Linked DNA regions of Homo sapiens: region 1 is linked to region 2. A link is an interaction called in ENCODE POLR2A ChIA-PET data of the cell type or tissue named here. Cell type or tissue: MCF 10A. All regions are shown on one strand. Links, peaks and the distances in the headings refer to the core of each region. The heading gives the core; the rest is flanking DNA.

Region 1 (4,722 bases), core at 257-4,256, 63 kb after region 2:
GTTACAGTGTGATTCCATTTTTTGGAAAAAATACCCAGCTGAGCATAAATATACACACAAATATTCATAGTAGTTATCTTTGAGAGATTGACATACAGGATTTTCACTTTTTTCCCAATATTTTTATATTGTCCAAAGTCTTTACAGTGAGTACATACTAATTTATAGTTAGAAAAAGAATAGGAATTTAGAATTAATAAGTTACTGCTATTTTAGAGGGCTTTTTCTTTTTAACCTTTCTGCTTCATTCACTGAATTTATTTTTTATATTGCTTTTATTAAAGCAGAGAAATGCTTTAGAAGCCTAAAGAAAAGGAGCATTTTGGCCAGGTGCAGTGGCTCATGCCTGTAATCCCAGCACTTTGGGAGGCTGAGGCCGGTGGATCTCCTGAGGTCAGGAGTTCAAGACCAGCTTGGCCAACATGGTGAAACGCTGTCTCTACTAAAAATACAAAAAATTAGCCAGGCGTAGTGGCGCGCACCTGTAATCCCAGCTACTCAGGAGGTCGAGGCAGGAGAATCGCTTGAACCTGGGAGGTGGAGGTTGCAGTGAGCCGAGATTGTGCCATTGCACTCCAGCCTGGGCAACGAGCAAAACTCTGTCAATTAAAAAAAAAAAAAAAAGCATTTCTCTGCTTCACCTCTCTCCAGTTTAGTGGCTTTTTCTCAGAGAAGTTTCAACTATAAGAGTTGTTTCTGTTGGTATTTACTACAACTGTAATTTTTAGAGTTCCTATTATCATAAATGACTTGAACTTCCTATGTGGAGTTAGCTCTATAACACCTTCTTTTTCACATTCTTGTCTACCAATTTATTAAATTCCTTTGAAGTTTTACACATCATTATGACAAATACTGTTTACTGTTGAATAAGGATGCAACTTTCTTTTTTTTTTTTTTTGAGATGAAGTCTCTCTCTGTCACCCAGGCTGGAGTGTGGAGTGCAGTGGTGTGATCTCAGCTCACTGCAGCTTCCGCCTCCTGGGTTCACGTGATTCTGCTGCCTCAGCCTCCCAAGTAGCTGAGACTACATGCACATGCCACCACGCCCGGCTAATTTTTATGTATTTTTTAGTAGAGACAGGGTTTCGCCATTTTGGCCAGGCTGGTCTAGAAATCCCGACCTCAGGTAATCTGCCCACCTCAGCCTCCCAAAGTGCTGGGATTACAGGCGTGAGCCACCACGCCCGACGGATGCAACTTTCTTACAGATCCTTTTATGTGAGTTCAGCTGGACTGTAGCCTTAGCCTGAACCTGCAAATAGCTCTGAAGCATGAAAGGCACTGTGATCAGTGGAATGATGGCCCTGAAGGATGTCCATGTCTCAATCCCCTGAATCTGTGCATATGTTAGGTTACATGGCAGAGGAGAGTTAAGGTTGCTAATCAACTGATCTCAAATAAAGAGATTATTCTGGATTATCTTGGGGGGCCCAGTGTGATCACAGAGGTTTTTAAAGAGGAAGAAGAGAGTCAGATGTGACTACAGAATAATGAATGGTCAGGTAGAGGCCATACTGCTGGCCTGGAACATAGAGGAAGGGAGCCATGAGCCAAGGAATGCTGGTAGCCTCTTAGAGCTGGAAAAGGCAAGAAAATGGATTCCATTGCCTCAAGAAAGGAACATAGCTCTGCTGACACCTTGATTTTAGCCCAGTGAGGCCCATGCCAGACTTATTATCTCCATACCTGTAAGATGATAAATTTGTGTGTATGTGCTTTTTTAAAAAAAAAAAAAAAAATAGAGACAAGGTCTCACTATGTTGTCCAAGCTGGTCTGGAACTCCCGCACTCAAGTGATCCTCCTGCTTTGGCCTCCCAAAGTGCTAGGATTACAGGCACAAGCCACTGCACCAGGCCTTTTTCTTTTTGTGTGTGTGTGTTTTGTTTTGTTTTAAAGAGGGAGTCTTGCTGTGTTGCCCAGGCTGGTCTCCAACTGCTGGCCTCCAGTGATCCTCCCACCTCAGCCTCCCGGGGAGCTGGGATTACAAGCATGTGCCACTCTGCCTAGCTATTTATTTGTGTTGTTTTAATCTATTAGGTTTGCATTATTAATAATTTGTTACAGCTGCAATAGAAAGCTAATAGTGGCATCACTGAGTTATCTTTCCTGTGGCAAGGGAGCTGGCTTTTTCCTTTTTTTTTTTTTTTGAGACTGAGTCTCACTGTTGCCCAGGCTGGAGTGCAGTGGCTGATCTCGGCTCACTGCAACCTCCACCTCCCGGGTTCAAGCGATTCTCCTGCCTCAACCTCCTGAGTAGCTGGGATTACAGGAGTGTGTCACCACACCCAGCTAATTTTTTGTATTTTTAGTAAGACGGGTTTCACCGTGTTAGTCTTAATCTCCTGACCTTGTGACCCGCCCACCTCGGCCTCCCAAAGTGCTGGGATTACAGGCGTGAGCCACCGTGCCCGGCGGGAGCTGGCTTTTTCTATCACTGAGTCAGTCGGGCATTTGCTGCAGTGTCCCCTCAGAGATTAGGGTGGGTGACCTCCCAGCCAGATAGGCCCTGTCCTAATGGGAGTAATCCTCAAGAGAACGTTCTAACTGTCAAATAATACTAGAGCTGGCTAGTGGGTGTACTGGCCCAACAAAAGGAGTCTGTATGGGGCATCAACAGTCTGCTACAGTGGGTAAATCTAAGCCAATGCTGCATGATAATAATTGTGTCTACAAGGGTGGTGGTGTGGCGGGTGGGCAATAAAACTTAAGTGCAGAACTGAAATATTTGAAGTTGTATAAAGTGCTCGTGTTGTTCCAAAATGTTGATTAACCTCACACTCTGCGTGTGCATGCATATTAAAAATTTAAGGGCAGTCCGTAAATGCATTACTTTTAGTTGTGAACCAATAACATTTCGAACTTACAAACAAGCAATTCGGTCTTAACAAAGGCAGGAAAGGAAAAAGAAGGAAGCATAAAGTAGGGTAAAGAGGAAGCATAAAATAAAATGGCAAAAATAAATCCAACTGTGTCAGTAATCACACTTCAAAAGGAAAAATGAACAGAATTCACAATGATTTTACATGAACATCACTGTAGAATCGAGTAGTGGGCTTAGCTCCATAGAAAAGGAAATGTTTATAAAACTTCACCATTCAATAGAGAATTCTCAAGGCATCAAGATGTAATAAAGCCTCTTAATTTTTTCTTTTTTTTTTTTTTTTGAGACAGAGTCTCGCTCTGTCACCCAGGCTGGAGTGCAGTGGTGCGATCTCACCTCACTGCAACCTCCACCTCCTGGGTTCAGGTGATTCTGCCTCACTCAGCCTCCCAAGTCGCTGGGATTACAGGCGTGTGCCACCACCCACCACGCCTGGCTTTTTTTTTTTTTTTTTTTCTGGAGACGCAGTCTTGTTCTGTCACCCAGGCTAGAGTGCAGTGGCACGATCTCAGCTCACTGCAACCTCCACCTTCTGGGTTCAACTGATTCTTCTGCCTCAGCCTCCCCAGTACCTGGGATTACAAGCACACGCCACCACGCCCAGCTAATTTTTTTGTATTTTTACTAGAGACGAGGTTTCACCATGTTGGCCAGGCTGGTCTCAAACCCCTGACCTCAAGTGATCCGCCCACCTCGGCCTCACAAAGTGCTGGGATTACAGGTGAGCCACCATGCCCAGCCCTAATTTTTGTATTTTTGGTAGAGAGGGGGGGTTTCACCATGTTGGCCAGGCTAGTCTCGAACTCCTGACCTCAGGTGATTTGCCCACCCCAGCCTCCCAGAGTGCTGGGATTACAGGCGAGAACCACAGTGCCCGGCTGAAAGCCTCTTAATTTTTTTCTAATCCTCCTGTCCCCACCTTCAGTCTGGGTCAGATTTAGCACCACCTACTGTTTCTTTCTTTTTTTTCTTTTTGAGACGGAGTCTTGCTCTGTCACCCAGGCTGGAGTGCAGTGGTGTGATCTCGGCTCACCGCAAACTCCACCTTCTGGGTTCAAGTGATTCTCCTGCTTCAGCTTCCCTAGTAGCTGGGATTACAGGTGCGTGCCACCATACCTGGCTGATTTTTGTGTTTTTAGTAGGGACGGCATCCCAAAGTGCTGGGATTACAGGCGTGAGCCACTGTGCCCAGCCCGTTTCTTATTTCATATTGTCTTCTTTCTCGGATTACTTATATTTTTGGTTAAACTATTTTCTTGAGTAATTCTTACAGGGTGTGGGAGGTAAACTTCCTGAGTTCTTCTGTGTCTTAAATTACCTTTTGTTCTCATACAATTCAAGATTGACAATATTTTTCCCTTAGAATTTTGAAGACATTGCTCCATTATATTCTAATGTGTTAGCATCTGATGTTGTGTGATGTCAGTCTGATTTTGAACCTTTTTGAGTAACCTTTCTTCTTTGAAAGCTTTGTGGATTTTTTTTTTTTACCTTGGAGTTTTAAAATTTTGTAAATGTATCTCAAAATGTGATTTCTTAAAAACGGAATTAGAGAACTTTGAAAATGCATGTTAGTGTCCTTTCACTGTGCATTCTTGTCATTACACAAAAGATACACATAGTTAACATTTTAAAACATTGAAAAATCGGCCGGGCGTGGTGGCTCATGTCTGTAATCCCAGCACTTTGGGAGGCTGAGGCGGGCGGATCACCTGAGGTTGGGAGTTCGAGACCAGCCTGACCAACATGGAGAAACCCCGTTTAAAAATACAAGATTAGCAGGGCGTGGTGGCGCATGCCTGTAATCCCAGCTACTCAGGAGGCTGAGGCAGAATTG
Region 2 (4,722 bases), core at 280-4,279:
CATTCAGTGAGTCTCTAGGAAGTTCCAAACTTTCCCACATCTTCCTGTCTTCTGTGCCCTCCAAACTGTTCCAATCTCTGTGTGTTACCAAGTTCCAAAGTCACTTCCACATTCTCAGGTATCCTTATAGCAACACCCCACTTTACCTGTACCAGTTTATTGTATTAGTCTGTTCTCATGCAATATCAAGAAATACCCAAGACTGCATAATTTATAAAGGAAAGAGGTTTAATTGACTTACAGTTCTGCATAGCGGGGAGGCCTCAGGAAACTTACAACCATGGTGGAAGGGGAAGCAAACATGTCCTTATTCACATGGTGGCAGCAAGGAGAAGTGCCGAACAAAAGAGGAAAAGCCCCTTATAAAAGCATCTGATCTCATGAGAACTCACTCACTATCGCAAGAACAGCATCTGGGTAACCACCCCCATGATTCAATTACCTCCCACTGGGTCCCTCCCACAACACATGGGGATTATGGGAACTACAATTCAAGATGAGATTTGGGTGGGGACACAGCCAAACCATATCAATAAACCTTTTATGTGGGTTAGTAAAAAAAAAAAAAAAAAAAAAAAGTCTAAAGACCGGGCGCTGTGGCTCACGCCTATAATCCCAGCACTTTGGTAGGCCAAAGTAGGTGGATCACAAGGTCAGGAGTTCAAGACCAGCCTGACCAATATGGTGAAACCCCGTCTCTACTAAAAATGCAAAAATTAGCCGGGTGTGGTGGCGCACACCTATAATCCCAGCTACTCAGGAGGCTGAGGCAGGAGAATTGCTTGAAGCCAGGATGCGGAGGTTGCAGTGAGCCGAGATCACGCCACTGCACTCCAGCCTGGGTGGCAGAGAGAGACTCCATCTCAAAAATAAATAAATAAATAAATAAAAGTCTAATATCATGAACTATGACTAATTTAGGAAGTGATATTTTACAACGGTAGGTTTCGTTTAATTTTCTGACATAGCTTATTAATACTTCAAACATCCCTTTTTTTTTTTTTTGAGACAGAGTCTCACTTTGTTGCCCAGGCTAGAGTGCAGTGGCATGATCTCAGCTCACTGCAACCTCCACCTCCCAGGTTCAAGCGATTCTCCTGCCTCAACCTCCTGAGTAGCTGGGATTATAAGTGCATGCCACCGAGCCCAGCTAATTTTTGTATTTTTAGTACAGACAGGGTTTCACCATGTTGACCAGGCTGGTCTCAAACCCCTGACCTCAGGTGATGACCTGCCTCGGCCTCCCAAAGTGCTAGGATTATAGGCGTGAGCCACAGCACCTGACATATATTTTCGGACTCTAATCCCCTCAGGGCAGGGGTCATCTTTTTTTTTTTTTTTTTTTTTTTTTGAGACAGGGTCTTACTCTGTCCCTCAAGCTGGAGGGCAATAGCATAATCATAGCTCACTGCAGCATCGAACTCCTGAGCTCAAGTGATTCTTTCACCTCACCCTCCTGAGTAGTTGGGACTACAGGTGTGAGCCACCATGCCCGGCTAATTATCTAAAAAGTTTTTTGTAGAGATGGGATCTTGCTATGTTGCCCAGGCTGGTCTCAAATTCCTGGCCTCAAGCAATCCTCCTGCTTTGGTCTCCCAAAGTGCTGGGATTAGAGGCGTGAGCCACTGCACCCAGTCTCTTTTTTTTTTTTTTTAATTGCTGTATTGTTAAATTAAGCAACATTTCAGTAGGAGAGTCTCTAAGGTTACCTCTATTTTGGATGAGTTTCTATAATTCCTTCTAGTCTCCTGACTTCCAAATCTTGCAGGTGCTGTGTGGATTGTGGATATAACTATATATACATATACATATACATACATACAGGGATAACTTGGAGATACTGTGCTTCTGTTCCAGACTACCACAATAAAGCAAATATCACAATAAAGTGAGTCACACAGTTTTTTTATTTCTCAGTGCAGAAAAACATTGTTTACAGTGTACTGTAGTCTATTAAGTGTGCAATAGCGTTATGTCTAAAAAAAGTACATACCTTAACTAAGACATACTTTATTGCTAAAGAATGCTAACAATCATCTGAGCCTTCAGTGACTCATATAATCTTTTTGCTCGTGGAGGTACTTGCTCAATGTTGATGGCTGCTGACTGATCAGGGTGGTGGTTGCTGAAGGTTGGTGTGGCTATGGCAATTTCTTAAGACAACAATGAAGTTTGCTGCATTGATTGGCTTTTCTTGTTGTGAAAGATTTCTCTATAGTATGCGATGCTGTTTGATAGCATTTTACCCATAGTAGAACTTTCTTCAAAATTAGGCCAGGTGCCGTGGCTCATGCCTGTAATTGCAGCACTTTTGGAGGCCGCAGCAGAAGGATCACCTGAGCTCAGGAGTTCGAGACCAGCCTGGGCAACATGGCGAAAGCTCGTCTCTACTAAAAATACAAAAAAATAGCTGGGTATGGTGGTGCGCATCTGTAATCCCAGCTACTAGGGAGGCTGAGGCACAAGAATTGCTTGAACCCAGGAGGCGGAGGTTGCAGTGAGCCAAGATCACTCCACTGCACTCCAGCCTGGGTGACAGAGAGACACTCTGTCTCAAAAAACAAAACCAAACCAAACCAAAAAAAAAAACCGCTTTTTTCAAAACTAGAGTCAATCCTCTCAACTAAATTGAAGTAATATTCTAAATCTTCTCTTGTAATTTCCACAATGTTCACAGCATCTTCACCAGGAGTAGATTCCATCTCAAAAAAACACTGTATTTGCTCATCTATAAGAAGTAGCTCCTCATCTGTTGAAGTTTTATCATGAGATGGCAGCAATTCAGTCACATCTTCAGGCTCCACTTCTAATTCTGGTTCTCTTGCTATTTCTACCACATCTGCAGTTTCTTTCGCCACTGAAGTCTTGAACTCCTCAAAGTCATCTGTGAAGGTGGGAATCAGCTTCTTTCAAACTCCTGCTAAAGTTGATATTTTGACCTCCTCCCATAAATCATGAATGTTCTAATGGCATTGAGAATTTGTGAATTCTTTCCAGAAGGTTTTCAACTTACGTTGCTCAGATAACCAAGAAAATCACTATTAGTGGCCACTATAGCCTTATGAAATGTATTTCTTTTTTTTTATTTTATTTTTTAAGTTTTTATTTTTTTAGAGACTGAGCCTCATTATGTTGCCCAGGCTGCAGTGCAGTGGCTATACAAAGGTGCACTACAGTCTTGAACTCCTGGGCTCAAGGGACCCTCTCGCCTCAGCCTCCCAAGTAGCTGGTACTCTACAGGTGCATGCCACCTCTGCTGTCTGAAATATATTTCTTTTCTTTTTCTTTTTTTTTGTTTTTTGTTTTTGAGACAGGGTCTTGCTCTGTCGCCCAGGCTGTAGTGCAGTGGCACAATCTCCGCTCACTGCAACCTCCGCCTCCTGGGTTCAAGCGATTCTCCTTCCTCAGGCTCCTGAGTAGCTGGGACTACAGGCGTGTGCCACCACACCTGGCTAATTTTTGTATTTTTAGTAGAGACGGGGTTTCACCCTGTTGATCAGGCTGGTCTCGAACTCCTGACCTAATGATGCACCTGCCTCGGCCTCCCAAAGTGCTGGGATTACAGGCATGAGCCGCAGCGCCAGGCCTGAAATGTATTTCTTTTGTTGTTGTTGTTGTTGTTGTTGTTGTTGTTGTTGTTGAGATGGAGTATCGCTCTTGTTGCCGCGGTTGGACCGCAATGACAGGATCTAGGCTCACTGCAACCTCCGCCTCCCGGGTTCAAGTGATTCTCCTGTCTCAGCCTCCCAAGTAGCTAGGATTACAGGCATGTACCACCATGCCTGGCTAATTTTGTATTTTTAGTAGAGACAGGGTTTCTCCGTGTTGGTAAGGCTGGTCTCGGAACTCCTGATCTCAGGTGATCCGCCCACCGTGGCCTCCCAAAGTGCTGGGATTACAGGCATGAGCCACCATGCCCAGCCTATGAAATGTGTTTCTTAAATAGTAAGACTTGAAAGTCAAAATCACTCCTTGATCCATGGGGATTAAGAATGGATGCAGAGGCCAGGTGTGGTGGCTCATGCCTGTAATCCCAGCACTTTGGGAGGCCGAGGTGGACAGATCACAAGGTCAAGAGATCGAGACCATCCTGGCCAACAGGGTGAAACCCCGTCTCTACTAAAAATACAAAAATTAGCTCGGCGTGGTGGTGTGTGCCTGTAGTCCCAGCTACTTGGGAGGCTGAGGCAGGAGAATTGCTTGAACCCGGGAGGCAGAGGTTGCAGTGAGCTGAGATTGCCCCACTGCATTCCAAAAAAAAAAAAAAAAGAATGGATGCAAAGGCCGGGCACAGTGGCTCATGCCTGTAATCCCAGCACATTGGGAGGCCAAGGTGGGCAGATCACGAGGTCAGGAGTTTGAGACCAGCCTGATCAACATGGTGAAACCCCGTCTGTACTAAAAATACAAAAATTAGCTAGACGTGGTGGTGCGTGCCTGTAATCCCAGCTACTCAGGAGGCTGAGGTGGGAGAATCGCTCAAACCTGGGAGGGGGAGGTTGTAGTGAGATGAGATCCTGCCATTGCACTCCGGCCTGGGCGACAGAGCTAGATTCCATCTCAAAAAAAAAAAGAAAAAAGAAAAAAAGAAAAAAAAGAATGGATGCAGAATGGATGTTGTGTTAGCAGGCATGAAAACAACATTACTCTCCTCCTTGTACATCTCTATCAGAGCTCTTGGGTGAACAGGTGCATTCTCAATGAGAAGTAATATTTTGAAAG

Evidence for each region. Peaks named below come from ENCODE experiments on the same cell type or tissue, not always from the same donor. Only the 100,000 strongest peaks of a DNase experiment are listed, where the experiment ranks them.
Region 1: POLR2A ChIA-PET joins it to region 2 with 5 read pairs; 4 of 35 experiments call an interaction of 5 or more read pairs at or near these places.

Annotation. Positions count from the first base shown.
Region 1 is chrX:44,514,772-44,519,493 of GRCh38, reverse strand. No RefSeq gene overlaps it. Among named protein-coding and RNA genes, the nearest start is that of FUNDC1, 26 kb to the left of the region's middle. In MCF 10A, for the core only: no CTCF peak of the experiment used is centred there; no DNase peak of the experiment used is centred there.
Region 2 is chrX:44,577,985-44,582,706 of GRCh38, reverse strand. No RefSeq gene overlaps it. Among named protein-coding and RNA genes, the nearest start is that of FUNDC1, 37 kb to the right of the region's middle. In MCF 10A, for the core only: no CTCF peak of the experiment used is centred there; a DNase peak (open chromatin) is centred at 2,016.